2 separate regions of the Homo sapiens genome follow, and region 2 is linked to region 1. The links are chromatin loops, found by intact Hi-C in ENCODE. Cell type or tissue: Caco-2. All regions are shown on one strand.

Region 1 (8,000 bases):
GTATTTTTAGTAGAGATGGGGTTTCACCATGTTGGCTAGGCTGCTCTCGAACTCCTGACCTCAAGTGATCTGCCTGCCTTGGCCTCCCAAAGTGATGGGATTACAGGCATGAGCTACCATACCCGGTCAAATGTCATCTTTTCAATGAACTCCTCCCTGACTCCCAACATTTCTTATCCCTGCTTCCTAGATTTATTTCTATGATGAGCATTTAATTGCTCTCTAACATACTATACAGTTGACTTATTTGCCTTGTACATTGTCTGCTCCCACTGGGGTTGACCACAGAGGCAGAGATTTTTTTCCCCTACTATTTCACTCACTGCTGTATGTCCAGAACCATGTCTGGCTCACAGAGGGTTCTAAGTAAATACTCCTTGAATGAATAAAAAAATGAATGATATGCTGCCATCTTCATTTGTAAATAAAAGACCTTGACATACTCAGACCAGGGGCACGTGTAAAGCTTGGGGCATTCTAGTCTTACAAGACAACGTAGGTACCTCTAAGGGAAGTGAACTAATTCATAAGATATTTTTCAGTCTTTATGCCTTGCTACACACCAAGAAAAATTTGGCAAATTTACTATTTTGTAATTTTTTAATATACCTGCCAGAGAGAAAGGGAAGCCTGCCCCCAAAGAAAAGGGTTTGAGTTAGCCATGCTCTTTGCCAACTGTGTTAGGTACTAAAGAGGAAGGCAGGTCACTTCAACAGGGAGAGAAACATTTAGGTCTACAGTGGCAGGAGCTTCACTGAACAAACCTCTCATAAACCCACTAACTGTGCCTCATAACAGGGGGGTGCGACAAGGTGGCACCAGGGAGATTTTACCAACAGTTGAAATGTTAAACTTCTCTCCTACTAGTTGGTAAAGAGCTGCCTCCAACCCCATCCCATTACTCTGATTCCTCCTCCAAAATTCTTCAGATTTCTCTATAATCCAGCAAGAAATGAGTTAAAGCCTGCCACCCAAACTCAGATTCTGTCTCAGAGTCACTGAAGTCAATTCTGACTAAATATTATGATCATCCTGACTGGGGTAGGCATGGGGGTGGATTCTCAATGGATGTTTGAAATAATTCAAAACAAGGGCCCGCTGCAACAAAAAGGTAAGAAAGAAGTGCACCAAGGAGTTGCCAGTATTTAAATATTGTTTTGAATAGAATATAAAGGTTAAATAGAAATCTTTCTACTGATAATGCCCTTCTGTTCTAAAACTTTCCCTTGATATCTTAAGAGTAACACATTTAGGAAACATCAGAAAAAAGGCCAAAAGTTCTCCCAAAAGAACATGGCCCTTCACTTTAAAAAAATAATTGTCTACAAATCAAAAGCAGTAGAAGATGTGATTTTATTTCTCGGATTTACTTCTGTAAAGCCCTATTAAAGCCATGCTCCACTCCTATGGCAGATCTAGTTTACCAGTAAGAATGCAACAGGTGATCAATAAGTGGTAGCTTAAAGCATGAAGCAACAAGAGCATTTGATTTTCCTCCCTAGTTCCATGTTTCCCTTGTTTCAACTGATTGCTTTCATGAGGTGTATAATAAAAATGTGTTCACCTTTAGGTCACATTCCTAATCTTTGTCACTTACTGGTCTTTTCCATGATAAAAGCAGCCATGACATGAATTTCTCAATGAGAGTATCTACTTGGGAGTTAGAGCTCTTATATTTTGGTTATAATAAAGCAGACAGTATAGAAATAAAAATGGAGGAATATACACAGACTCACAAATTTTTATGAGCCTATTCATAACTAAAGACAGAATAACCATAGACTCATATATTTCATTATTCAGGCTAGAGGTCTTAAAATAAGCTAGCTTTTTGTAAAACAGAGTATTTATATTTTTATGGATAAAGAATTTAAAATTTGTCAAAACAGACATATTTCAGTTTTATAAATGCTAAATTTTTTTCAACAGCATTTATGAAGATAACTGGGGGAAATGCATATTGAAAACACAAAGCCATGGACATCAGGGGAAGCATTTATTTTACAACCCTATTCTGTGACATTCACCACCCTTACCATGTTGTGCATGGGTATCATGATGGTAAATGGATATGCATTACTAAAGCTGAAATTTGAATTAAAGAGGCTAAGAAAAAAGACATTGGCTGGGTGCCGTGGCTCACGCCTGTAATCCCAGCACTTTGGGAAGCCAAGATAGGTAGAATATCTGAGGACAGGAATTTGAGACCAGCCTGACTAACATGGTGAAACCCCGTCTCTACTAAAAATACAGAAATTAGCCGGGTATGGTGGTGTGTGCCTGTAATCCCAGCTACTTGGGAGGCTGAGGCAGAAGAATCGCTTGAACCCGGGAAGTGGAGGTGCAGTAAGCCAAGATTGCGCCACTGCACTCCAGCCTAGGCAACAAGAGTGAAACTCCATCTCAAAATAAATAAATAAATAAATAAAAATAAAAAGACATTAGAGGAAAGTGAACATGATTGTCACTAATTGATACGACGTACAATTATGTGGTCTGTCATAACTGGAACTTACGCTGTTAATAATGGTTAAAACTTATTAAAGTTGAGGACAAAATGTAAATTTAACAACTGGTATAAGTCGTGCAAAGGCAAGAGTTTTGAAGAAATAAGAATAGTGAGTTTAGATAATAACCAACAGATTAATGAAGGACAGAAATGTAAATTTTCTTTTGAAATATGAGTAATATTCATATTAACATTCAAGGAAATAGCTTAATATATATATTTTTTGTTGTCATAAGACACAGAGGCAAGAGGTTTTATGAAGACTCTTGGAAAATAATTTCAATTATTTAAGAAATTGCCAAGGGAAGTTAAGATAATAAAAATCAAATAAAAATCAAATTGTGTGTTAACTAAAACATCACTCTTAACACAAAATGGAAGAACAACTGGGACTTGAGAAAGAGATGTTCTACATCTACTAAAAAACCTTCTCTTGGGGAGGCGCGGTAAAGTCTGCAGGAAAAGAAGGGACATTTAAGTTAGGAGACTTCGATATTTCTAAATAGACTGTAGCCAGGAAAGCACATGTATACACTGGGATTTACAGAGAATATACATATCTAACATGCAAGACTGGAGAGGCTCCAAACCCAGGAATGACTAATGCTAAAAGCAGCCTTACTAAACTGCCACAGCATTTAAGTAATATTTAAGTAATACACATCATGAATTTAGAATGCTGAAAAATTAAATTAAATTAAATTAAAAGGCTGGGAAGACCACTGATCCCTAAGCAGCAGCATTCTTTTTTTTTTTTTTTGGAGACGGAGTTTCGCTCTGTTGCCCAGGCTGGAGTACAGTGGTGCGATCTCAGCTCACTGCAACCTCCGCCTCCCGGGTTCAAGCAGTTCTCTGACTCAGCCTCCCGAGTAGCTGGGATTACAGGCAGCCACCACCATGCCTGGCTAATTTTTTGTATTTTTAGTAGAGATGGGGTTTCACCATCTTGGCCAGGCTGATCTTGAACTCCTGACCTTGTGATCCACCTGCCTCGGCCTCCCAAAGTGCTGAGATTATACGCGTGAGCCACTGTGCCCGGCCAGCAGCAGCATTCTTAAGCTGTATTTTCTTCTGTGCACTTTAGGAGTATGCTCCAAAGAGTCTCCCAATAGTTCTGCTCTTGCATTCATCAGAGCTAAACTACCCACTATTTCTGAATCTGAATTTGTCTAGTTGGAGAGAGGCTTACAGAGAGTTTGCAAGGTAGAAGGCGACCCACTACAATGATTCCCAAAGAAATGGGTTTTGGAGTCAATACAAGCGGTTGAACCAGGAAACATGCCATTTATTGTCTCTGTGACCTTCGGCCTCCTCATTCATGAAAAGGAAAAGTACTAGCACCTATGTCAAAAGGGGCTGGGATACTTAAATGAAATATTATATGTAAAATACATAGCACAGTGCCTAGCATACAATACATGCTTCATAACCATCAGCTGATATTATTACATGCAATTTGTCTGTTTTAAAGTACATGAAAGTGTTCTGCAAATAAAATAAGAATTATAGTTATACAGATGTTGGAGTAAAAAGCATAGGTAAAAGGAGGTATTTAAGATTGTACTCTCTGGTGACTGTGTTGGTAAGAGTCCTATTGGAATCAGTCTCAGTAATAATTAACCTTAAAACTCAACAGTGCCCAATGTTCAGGAACCAATGCTTAGTCTACTGTATAAACATTCATTGTGGGTCTAAAAATCTCCACCTTTGAGTCAACTCAGGTCTCTTCAACATACTTTAAAGGACTTTAATAAAAGTTAAATATTTAACACTACTTTGTTGAATCAGTGATGAATTCATGGATATGTATTATAGTACATACATTTGAAATGTCTCATAAGCAAATTTAATGTGAAAAATTAAAGAACCATTTATAACTGTCTTCAGCTTTTACTACCAACAAACATTTACTTTGTTCAAATTATGACTACATTTTAAAAAGTGGTAGAGATTAAAATTTATTAAGTCTAAAGGCTTTACAAAATGAGAAAACACAGAGGTTTCTACTTACTAGGGGAAACTGCTTTGGTTAATCATTAGAGATGTTCAATTATTTACTTTAGTTAGAGTCACTGATAAGTCTGCTTGCCATTAATGAAAACTGCACTTCTAACAGGAATGCACATCACTGAATTTTATGGTCTGTAAAAAGGAAAATACCACAAGGAGAAACAGAATCTACTAATGAAAGTGGCAAGGTCAGGTTGAAAACCATGCCAGATTGTTAATCCCCCAGAATTCACACCCAGATCAGAATTTCCTGATTCAAAATCCAACTAAATTTAGCTGAAGAAAATAGAATCAAACGGCATTCAAGAGATTTACTGAATACTTGCTCTGTACTAGTTATTAGATCACTTATTAATCATAGTTGAATTATAAAAAGTGGGTCATTGAAATTGACGTATCCTGGATTAAAGAGTTAAATGAAAGAATACATATGGAAAATAAAAACACTCAGGGGATAGAAACATAGAGGCTCAACTTCAATAATGTTAAATGTTTCTAATAGAATCTGTTGGTTCTGTTTATGATTTTCACAGGTGGAAAAGGGTGGGGTTAGTGGAGAGAATGTAAACAATCCCTTGAAATTGTCTTAAAACTCATGTTTTGTTTTTCAAGGGACAGACTCACATTATTCTTCTCCAACCTGGACATTCACAATAAACACTATTAAATAGTATAAAATATCTTATAAATTGACATTAATTTATGGTATTTGCTATTGTGTCCCAATAACTGAACTTTTCATATATCTGAGGGTCAAGTTTTAACTCTTAACTCTTGATGGAAGAATGTTAAAAAATTTTTACAACTTAGACAAGCAAGTCAATTTTAAAGTGTCATTATTATATATATTATTATTACACTATAATAAATGTAATTTAGAAGAATGAGGTCTTGTATTGAATTTGCAAAATAAGCTGTGAGTTTTTATCACAATTAAATCAGTTTTATGGTTGATGTGATAAAATTAGCTCAATCTCACAAGACACAAATAATGTATATAATGATGAGGAAAAAAATCACTAAATCCCAAATAAAAGTCGCCTCATAGAAGTTTTGGTGTCCACTGTTATATGTGTATCTTTTTACACCTGTATATACATGATGCACATAGATACACACACACACGTGCATGCAAATTTTGGCTTGTATTGTATGAAAGCATACTTGCCAGTTTCTTTGTTATATTATTGTGATTTGTAAAAATAAAATGTTATCTTTTGGTGGGGTGGGGGAAGTTTATTTCTGATGTCCTGTATCTCCCTGTGCTACATCCTTTTCCTCTTTGGATGGCACTTCCTCCACACTCCTGAAAATCTAGGGCTTATGCATTCTATTTTCTTATTCTCTATATAAACCTGTTTTAAGATTCTTCACTGATGGCATAGAAAATCTTAGCCTGCCTAGGTTTTGTAGATTAAGAAAAGTCATATAACATCAGAGTGAAGGGGTATAAGGAATAGAGGTGGCATGTCAGATCCCAGACAACTATAATAACGAGAGAAGAAATAGGTCAGCAGTACCAGGGCCTGGAGCTCTTACATCTACACTAGGCCAGCTATCACTATGTGGACAATTTTAATGCTGCTCCTACCAATCTGCTGAAATAAATATTATGAGAGGAAGCAATGAGGTTACAGCTAGGTTCACTTATATGTGATCTAAATACCACCACCAACAGTAACTTGTACCTTTTTGGTTAATAAAATTAAACCCATTCAGGGGATTCTGAGTGGCCAAGCTTGCCACTAGATTTCTCTTAAAGTCATCTACTTTAAAACTCATTATTAGTCAATGGTAACATGGTTACCATGGTTAACAAACTCATTAACCTAAGCATGTCGTCATCAAATATCAAGTCTTTTACCTCTTTTTAGTAATGCAATACCTATGCAATTGTGTTAACTTTTGTGTTACAGTCAGGAGTTTGGGAAGAAAGATGTCAGTCAATGTTTTATTTTGTTATTGTACTTTAAGTTTCTGAAATCCTCAGAGGAGTAATGCCAGGATTAGACACCGTCATCTCGTTAACGTTGATCAAACCAAAACAAGCACGTTCATCTGTTAGAGGCCAATTTTAAAAAATAGCAAAATAGCATAATTTTGTAATACTAGAGTTGGAAGAGACTTTGGGAAATTTAATTACACAATCTTATTCTACAGAGGAGAAAACTAAGTCATAGAGAAGTTCAGCAAAGGTGAAGGAAAAAAAATGACAACGGCAAAGAAGAAGATAATAGACCTATTAGTAGAATTCAGGAGTCTCTCTCTCAGGCCAGGTCAGGACTTCTTCTTTCCAGCCCTTGTCTAGGCACAATAGAAAGAAACACACACACACACACACACACACACATTAAAAAATCCCATGTTATTCCCCTGTAAGTTTTTTCCATTTGTCTTCCTGAGGCAATCCGTGCTTTCATCAACCCTATGATACTCTGATAAAGTATATAAACTAAGTCTTACTCATGATAATCCTCTGCATACAGCATTTAGTAAAAGCCCAATGATGAGGGTCTAGCTCAATGGTACATCTTGGATGAAAAAAAAAAAAAAAAAAACCAGGATGAACCACCAGAAAGCAGAGCTCAGGATCAAGTTTAAAAGACAGGGAATGGTGGTAACCATGATTCCCTGTGATCACAGTGATGAGGATAGAGGTGTTTTTAGCCACAGGGTAGGAGAATGTGAATAATCTAGAAGTTAACCGAGTTTAGGACCTATACCAGAGTGAAGCTACAGTCAATCAAACAAACTGGGGCCAACTCAGTTCATCCAGAAAGGCAATTAAGGCTGGGAGCAGGCTTATCCCAGGGACACCTTAAGGTTATCACTGTGGCTCCAGAAAAGAGGCCTGCTTCTATCTGCCCTGGCCTCTGTTAACACATGCTGGTTACCAGAGAAATGCAAATCTTCCCATGAGGTCACAAACATCACAGAGATAGAGAGGCTAAGTAAACTTCATACTGGTAAAGTAAGCCTCCTAACAGTAATTATTTTCAATACTATTTTATTAACTCAGCATGTTATTTTAGAGAGGTACGACTTTTTACATACTAATAGACAAGAATGAGAAATCCATATTAATTCCACAAATGACCTACTGCTCTTTGAATAATATATTTTTCCTTAAAGTTTAACAACTTATTAATTCCTCATAATTCATAGTTCTTTTAGGCTAAAACTGTCAGAAACCTAAAATGTAATGGCCCAGAGGGTTGTCATAAGGATTAAATAAGTAATGTTCTTAGAGCCTTGTCTGAAACATTAGTAAGCATTATATAAGCATTCACCATTGCTTTTGTTATTGTGATTATGACCCTTTGAAAATCTGATGAAAACTACAGTGGCAAAGTATGTATTATATCTAGGAAAGCCTTAAAAAGGGGAGCAGATTAAATATTATACTGTGTTGGTACATTTCTCTACTGAATGAAACCAGTCATATTTTTGGAAGTATAGACAGCTGTATTCTGTACAGCAA
Region 2 (8,000 bases), 200 kb after region 1:
ATTTTTCATGACTACTCAGATCAGGAAAGCAATAAAAAATTACTGACTTAATGTGTCCCATATTATGATATGGTTTGCAAAGATAAAATGTCAGGGAAATGATTCCTATTCTCAGGAATTAATTTTTGGAGGCATACAACGAAACTTAAAAAAGCAAGTAGAGATCAATTTATAACAGGACAAAAAAGATCAAGGAGAATTTAGGACTAGAAGGAGCTTTAGGTATCTAGAGCCGTCTCCTTACAGTAATCTCCTTTACAGCATCCCTGAAATATGCTTGACCTACCTTGGTTTGAGGTAGGGCTTGAAACATGCACAGGATTTGGAGCAGAATTATAGGCTGAGACAAGAGCGTGAAAAAGAGCAAAGAGGTAATAACAGGAACAATACCTATGGAGGATAAAGAGAAGATAGTCTGAATAAGTAGTGACCCTGTGCAAAAGAACAGTGAGACAAAGAGTTGGAAATAACAGAAGGTCAGATATTGAGGTATCATAAAGAAGCCATCTCTCTAAGCTGTGCTGCCTGGATATGCAACATCTCCCATGTGTCACATACTGCCATGACTTTGCTAATAATTTAATGGTGATATTAATAACATAAGTTGTAATGTCTCTCCAAGTATTATCTTATTTAAGATCCATTCTTACAGATGCCTCTATGATATAATTGTGAGAGTGAAAAATCACTTAGTGAGGCAGGTAGTAAGAGATATTTGTTAAGGGTAGACAGCCTTTTTAGTGCTTTTATGAATTGAAACAGTTTGATTATATTTTTGTCAGTCATACATTTGTGTGTGTACCTGTGTGTGTGTGCAGAATGAAGAGTAAGAGAAGGGAAAGTTATAGACACCATTCTTCTGCTGAGTATTTGCTATTGTGGCAGAGATCTTGATTCAGTTCTATCTTCCTGCCACAGCAGCTAGAAAGGAAACTCAAGTTTCAAGTACTAAACACAGAAGTTGTGCAGGTGAAGTGACTCAGATCGTCTGCAGGCAGGCAGTTTACTAGCAACCACGTGAGAATGCACCATCTGTTCTTACTTGCTGATCTAGAGATTAGATTTGAACCTACGTACTGAGCAGAAGCTAAAATAATACCATGTCCTGCATCTGACAATAGCTAGTAAAGTTTCGAAAGGCTCTTAAATTTAAAAAAAAATTAGTTCAGTCTATTTCTCCTTTATAGTCAAGGTAGAGAACTGGCCTGTGAGTTATACATGTGTGAGGGAGAGAAGTGCTAGTTGTAAAGGACATACACAGTGCTAAACATTTCCCTCTTCTGTTTCCCCGTGCAGTCAGTTCCTTATCCCTGGGACTGACTTAAAGTAAGCCCTGGCTTGCCTCAAGAAGCCTGCTGATTATTTAGTGTATTTAAAGCTCTGTAGATATTTCACTTATCTCATTAGACCCTTTCACATGGTGCACTGTATAAACAGCCTCTAGGAACAGATCCTATGACTGAGCCCTTTTCAGTGTGGTCCCTGAAAGACCCACTGTGAAGCAAGATCATGTTTTACTGCCGACTGGTACAGTGGATTTTTAGCTGACAGCATAAGGGATTCCTGACAGGCCATGTTATCCAATTTTACACCAAAAGAATGAATTCTCTTTCAGATAATATTTCTCTACAAATACAAGTGGAATATATAACCCAATTTAGAGCTGACTTTGACAATACAATATATTTATATGTAAATAATATCCTATATATTTGTTATTATTTATATTATTAGTTTATGTTATGTATAGTTGTAAATATACACGTCTACATGTATAAATACATAAATAAAATGTATCTGTAAAACTAAAAGTTTCAGTTGAATTTTGGTTCTCCATGGAATATAAGATATTTTAGTTTTTAAAAAATAACAAAACCAGTTAGAATCTGTAGATTCTACAGTGCCTTTAATACATGTTGACTGATAAAACATCTAAGCAAAAAGACAGTTTTGTAAAACATGTTTTAAACCTTGATACTTAATTTCTTTGTAAGAATGCCTTAAAAGCAACAACTTTAGTTTGGCTGTCGCAAAAGGCTGGCAGTCACTTTGGAATGCAGTTGTATAAATATTTGTGCTCACAGAAATATAAGCCAAATCTACCAAACCTAATTTTCAAACCGAACTTTTGAAAAATTGTCTTGTAAACATCTGAATATAAATTCATCTTTAAACTCTGACATTTTAGAGTCAAAAAAGAAAATTTTACAAATTATACCATTTGTCATGCCCTTGGGAATTTGCCAAACTGTATTATTTATAAATCTTCCTAAATTAAATGTGGCAGAGAGATCACCTGGGTAAAGCGTTGGGAAGGAACCGCGCTTACCTCTCTTGTCACAAAGCATTCCATAGGGTATGTCAAAATGACAGTGACACCATAACAAAATCTTCCAAATGTTACCAGGTCATCATTTCTGCAGTAATTTTCAAATAAGTCCCCTAGATAGTAATATAAAATAAGTTTATTTACTAGATACTAAATGTTTGAGATAACTATCTAATAAATTAAATATTAGATATTACAGTTATGCATCACCTAATGGCCCACATATATGATTACAATGCTGTATTTTTACTATATATTTTTCTATGTTTAGATACATAAATACTTTCCATTCTGCTACAGTTGCCTACAGAATTCAGTACAGAAACATGCTGTAGAGGTTTATAGCCTAGGAGCAATAAGCTATAGCATATAGCCTAGGTGTGTAATAGGTGCTACCATCTAGATTTGTGTACGTATACTCTGTGATGTTTGCACAATGAGGAAATCACCTAACAATGCATTTCTCAGAATGTTTCCCTGTCATTAAGCAACACATGACTTATAAGTGAATCTCCATAAACTTCATTTCATTTAATTAAGAGAATAGATGACCAGGTCTAAATAAAAGTTTTTGAATTCAATAACTATGTAGTTATTCACTGATTTAAACCAGTACATGCTACATGTGAAGATAAATCCATCACTGATAGTTTTTCTCTTATTATTTGTTTTTGGTAGATTTGCTGCCAATTTGTACTGACTTCTGAAAAATACTTTATCCATTGTCTTCTTACATCAGAATCAACTCCCTAAATTCTTCAGCACTGGCTTTGTAAACTGGTTTCTGGTCTTTGTTTCTGGTGAGTAAGTGACTTCATTATTTTTTAAAAATGTCTGTTAAAAATAAACAAATTTCCTTTTGAAATGCTATTCTTAGATCAAGAACAATCCTGAAAGGAAGAGTAAACCAGTACATCTGGGGAGCTGAATTTCCTGTGTATCATGCTATAGGGTTTCATCCCAACCTTGGGGCCACAGCGAGAAATTCCAAACATATGTTACCTTTCATGGCACCTCATGAGCCCAAGTGTAAATGCACTGATTCAAAACTGTGAAAATATGGCTATGTCCCAGAAAGAACATTAAATTTAATAAGTTCCAGACTAGATGATGGACTAAATATACCTTGAAACAATTCTTATTTAGAGACTATATTTCTCAACTGTCTATGAAGAAATACAGGGATCTAACTAGGGCACAGATGTCATGTCATCAAAAAACAATTACCTACAACTGTACAGTAGTCCATGGAAGAAATAAAAAAAATAAAAATATAACAATGACTAATGCCGAAACAGAGTACTTGGGCTTGCTGATTTTCTGTATATAACGTGCTTAAATGTTAAAATTGTGGTAACCTTTTTAAAATTAAACTTAATTGAAAATTAAATTTTTTTAAGATCAATACTCAATACTACACCATTTAAAAAGAAGAAAAGCTATAATACCTCTGTACTGTTTTTTTCATTACAAAGCTGAATATCCTAAATAATTTGCCTCTTCCCAAGATTTACTTTAAGTGGCTCTCACCCCTCCCCCCATCAACTAGAACAAATCTACATTACTTTAGAACATCCCTTTTGGGCAGGAGGGGATTAAAACACAAAGTAAGGTGGCAGAAACCTGCTTCAAGGTTGACTGAAAAGATTCCAGCACTCTAAGAAAAAAGGACTGAAGTTCCCCGTTCACTAACCTCCACTAAAAAAATGAGCCCTATTGTCTTTTCGAAAGTCACTAGAAATGTCGAGGAGAATCTAGAGTTCCCACCGCCTCTCAAGCTGAAATTTATCTACTGAAAGAGGTTAGAAAAGAAGAATGCAGTATGCACAAATTAGACTAGATTTACCTAAGGAGAGGTGGCCTGGAGAAACAATGTCAGCTTATTGCAGCCTGAATCTAAGTTGTATTTTAAAGAATTACAGCTAGGGGGAAAACGGCATTAAAAACCTGTCAGCTTTGTTTTATAAAGATTTAATTATATCTGAGCAATTACCACTGATAAAAACTCCAGGAAGATGTAACTAACAAAAAAGGTTATGTCTTACAGAAAAGGCATTTAAAAACCAAGGTCCTGTACAGACCAGAGCCCATAGGCCATTTGCATTGGCAAACTATGTAGCAATAGTGATACATAGAAATGCTTTGGAACACAATTCTTATCAGAAGTTTCAAGGTCACTTTGTTACTGCACTCTAGTGGCACAGGCATGTATTATATTTTTGACTGCATTTGAATTTTGTTAATCATTATTTTTTGAAGCCATCTTTCTTCATTTCTTGAGAAATATTTGCCTAAAGTCATAGTGATCTGTAACCTCTGTTCAGAATAAGGCAGCCATCCTCCCAAGAGCACCCAGGTTTTCAGAAAACTAAGCTAATGGGAGCTAGAGGCAAAGGGACAACTTTCAGAGGGTCATGGTTGACCAAAACAGGGCAGGCAGAAAGAGGATGGAAAGAAAACTGAACTTAAGAGTCAGAAGACTTGTTTTCTGGTTTGTCATCAGCCAGCATGAGCAAGTTACTTCACCTCTTTGTGTTTTAATCAGGGGGTAAAACTAGTTATTCCACTTCCCTTCAAAGGGTTGTCTGAAGGTCAATGAGATAATAGACCTGCAAGAGCTGTGAAATATGTAAATCACAGCCTACTGCTGGACTGCCCTGACTACTACACTACACTGATGATTGAATGTAAGGGTCAAGGGAAGTAGAAGAGAGGACTGCTCAGTTGCTGGGCCTGGGTGAATGCAAAAAAAGAGAGAAATATCTTTGGAGGGAGGAAGAAAAGGTCTGGTTTTAAGGGAAACATGATGTTTTGTGATTAAGACAAATATAGAACAACTGAGTAGAAACGTCCTACAGGCAGCAGGTTGGAGACAAAAAGAAAGGTCTGGGTTAGAATTAAAACAATGAAAGTACCGGGAAATTTTTTTGAGAGAAGAGAAAACAATATGCTTGAGCCCGTTATCTGGGTGGTGTGGGATGGAGTGGAGTGGGGGATTAGAGAGGGTAAAGAAAAAGAAAACAGAAAAAAAATTAACAGAGAGAAAGAATAACAATGATAATATAATAATACTCTTTCCTCTAAGGGAGGAAAATTTGAGCAAAGAAAGGAAGTTCAGTATTGTTAAGTGATTCAGAGAGATTCGGGAGAATCCAAATCGAAGCTATTTGCTCTGAAGATTGGGAGGCCACTGGTACCTTTGAAAATGAAGCTGCAGTGGAGGAAAGCCAAAAATCATGTGCTAGGAAGTGACAGTGTGTGGAAGGAGAGAGTATGGGCTACAGAACTAAATTGAGCAGTTTAAAAAGGTAAAAACTAGGAAACAGACAGCAGGGGGGCAGGAGGGTAGAGAGAATGGGTGGAAGAGAGTAATCTTTGAAATAGAACACTGGGCATACCTGTAACAATAATGAGTAGAACATTCGGTATACCTGTACCAATGCACATGAACACTATAACTGAATCTCTCATTTTACCTTGGGTGAAGCCAGTAAATGTCAAGTATCCACATGTAGCAAAGAATATACAGATAAATACAGAAATCACGATGGACATATGGATAAGGCGGGACCACTTAGCTACTGTGGGTTCTTCTAGAGAACTGTAAACTAAGAAGGAGTTATGGTGGCAAATAAATGCTGCAATACAAAAAAAAAGAGCATTATTAAATCAAGCACCAGGGTTTTCTTTTTTAGTTCTGAAATTCAGAGATATATACTACTTTAGATGCCAATGAACTGAAGTTTAAACATACAACTTTATTAATATGTCAGAAAATAATTTTTCTAATAGTTCTAGAAATGAGACCATTCATTCACATCAGGCTTATGTGGTCTTTTCATGTTACTCTTGATATAAACCAGGCCAGTCCAACATTCTCTCTCATTTTCCTTTTCCTAATGACCCTTCCCATCTGAAGGAAATCTTTTTCCCATCGTTTTCATCCTGTGGCTTCCTTTGCCATTTGGGACATAATAAAGGGTTTGAAGAAGTCCATAACACTTGCTAGCCTTCCAAGTTAAGAAACAAGATGACTGTAATGAGTTTCTGCATGAGAAATAGATTTCTCCAAATTGAAGCAAATTTTAGTGATGAGTGAGAAAAGTTTGAGCCTAATTTTATATTGGCACAAACTAGATCATATGCTGCTAATAGGAAGTCTAAAACTTAGGACATCTGCTATCCAGACATAAATATGAAACACAGCACTTTTTCATGGAACAGAGAACTCCACATTGAGAAAGGGCCTTTGAAACCAAATACTCACCAAAAGACATAACCCCGACCGCTTGAATGGCATTGGGCTTTGCAAATACCCAAGCGTCTTCTGTTTTTGGTCTAGAAGAAAAATCAGTTAACTTGATAAATTGTTAAATAAATACAAGCATCAGTATATCAGATAACAAGAAATGGTATCACAAATATAAACTGAGTGTCTTTAAGCCAGAAATTAATAAGGGGCTCCCATTAATCTTGTGTAATCATGAATAAATTTCCCAGGAGCATGAGTGTTATCTCTTAACCCCAGTCCTCTAAAATGTATGTCAAATACTTGGACAAATTCTATTTTTACATATGTAAAATATCCAGACTATGTAATTTTGTGAATTTGTTTATTTGCTCATCAATTTAACAGACAGCATTGATTATGCACCTACCAGTTCAGCTACCTTTTGAGGGAGATACAAAAATTAACAATGCCCAGTTACTGCTGTTCATTCCGCTCTTATTTTTTTCAGGCTTAACCTACCCAAGAAAAATTTAGTCAGCACTAAAATTTATTGAGAGAGGTAAACATGAACTAATACTAATTGAGGATGTACTATCTTCTAGAAACTCTACTGTGTTATCTCATTTAATTTTCAAAATAACACTTAAGTATTATTATCACCATTTAACACATGAAGAAAATCAAGCTCTGGATGGTGATATAACTTGCCAAGCTTCCACAAATAATTAGTGAAGAAGTTGAGATTTATCTTCCTGGTTTATTCACTCCCATGTTTTTTCCAGGCAGAACCATCTGACAGTGGCCTCAAATTCCCAACTGTAGATGTATTTCTCAAGGGAATTTTGGAAATATATGCACTTTAAACAGCTTGAAACAGGCTACATCCTAGTGGAATTAAAATATTTGATATTGGCAGTGATAGGTCTACCTGGCTAACACATCATGAATAATGATGAACAGCAGAGGCTCTAAGGTCAGTTAGCTTAAATTGTTCTTCTGGCCTCCTTCCACTTATTAGCTGTGTGATTTTAGGCAAGTTACAGGACCTCTCTGTGCTTCAATTTCAACATTTATAAACTGGGGATAATTGTAGTATCTAACTCATTAAGTGACTGTGTAGATTAAATGAGATAAAATATGTAAAACTTCTGGAAGAGAGTTTATCACATAGCACATGTTCAATAAACAGTTATTAGTATTAATGTTATTATCCAGCATTATTAATAAAGGCAGCAAAAAGTCTAAAAGTATGGCCAACTTCCCTGGGAAGGGAAGGCTTGAGTAAGACTCAAAACAATGCATGAAGAATGGAACAGGGATATTCCTAGGAAGCATGAAAAGGCGCTGGGTATTTTCAATAAAAAACAGAAATTCTAAAGATGAAGACCCATCTATTTCATAAGTTTGTTTATTCATCCTCTATGTAAAGAAGGTACATAC

What was found. Peaks named below come from ENCODE experiments on the same cell type or tissue, not always from the same donor. Only the 100,000 strongest peaks of a DNase experiment are listed, where the experiment ranks them.
Region 2: it touches region 1 in a loop (5-fold over the local background); 2 of 110 quality-filtered maps call a loop at or near these places.

Annotation. Positions count from the first base shown.
Region 1 is chr2:164,707,313-164,715,312 of GRCh38, forward strand. All of the region lies in intron 7 of COBLL1 (cordon-bleu WH2 repeat protein like 1), which reads right to left. Among named protein-coding and RNA genes, the nearest start is that of SNORA70F, 24 kb to the left of the region's middle. RefSeq lists an enhancer at 4,472-4,616 and a cis regulatory region at 4,537-4,550. In Caco-2, no CTCF peak of the experiment used is centred here; DNase peaks (open chromatin) are centred at 3,789 and 7,339; H3K4me3 peaks cover 167 bases.
Region 2 is chr2:164,909,307-164,917,306 of GRCh38, forward strand. SLC38A11 (solute carrier family 38 member 11) reads right to left here. Exons shown (of 12, transcript NM_001351537.2): 8 at 6,597-6,667; 9 at 5,806-5,967; 10 at 2,330-2,442. Among named protein-coding and RNA genes, the nearest start is that of SLC38A11, 42 kb to the right of the region's middle. RefSeq lists an enhancer at 3,638-4,154. In Caco-2, a CTCF peak has its summit at 4,509 (motif pointing left); DNase peaks (open chromatin) are centred at 995, 1,426 and 4,975.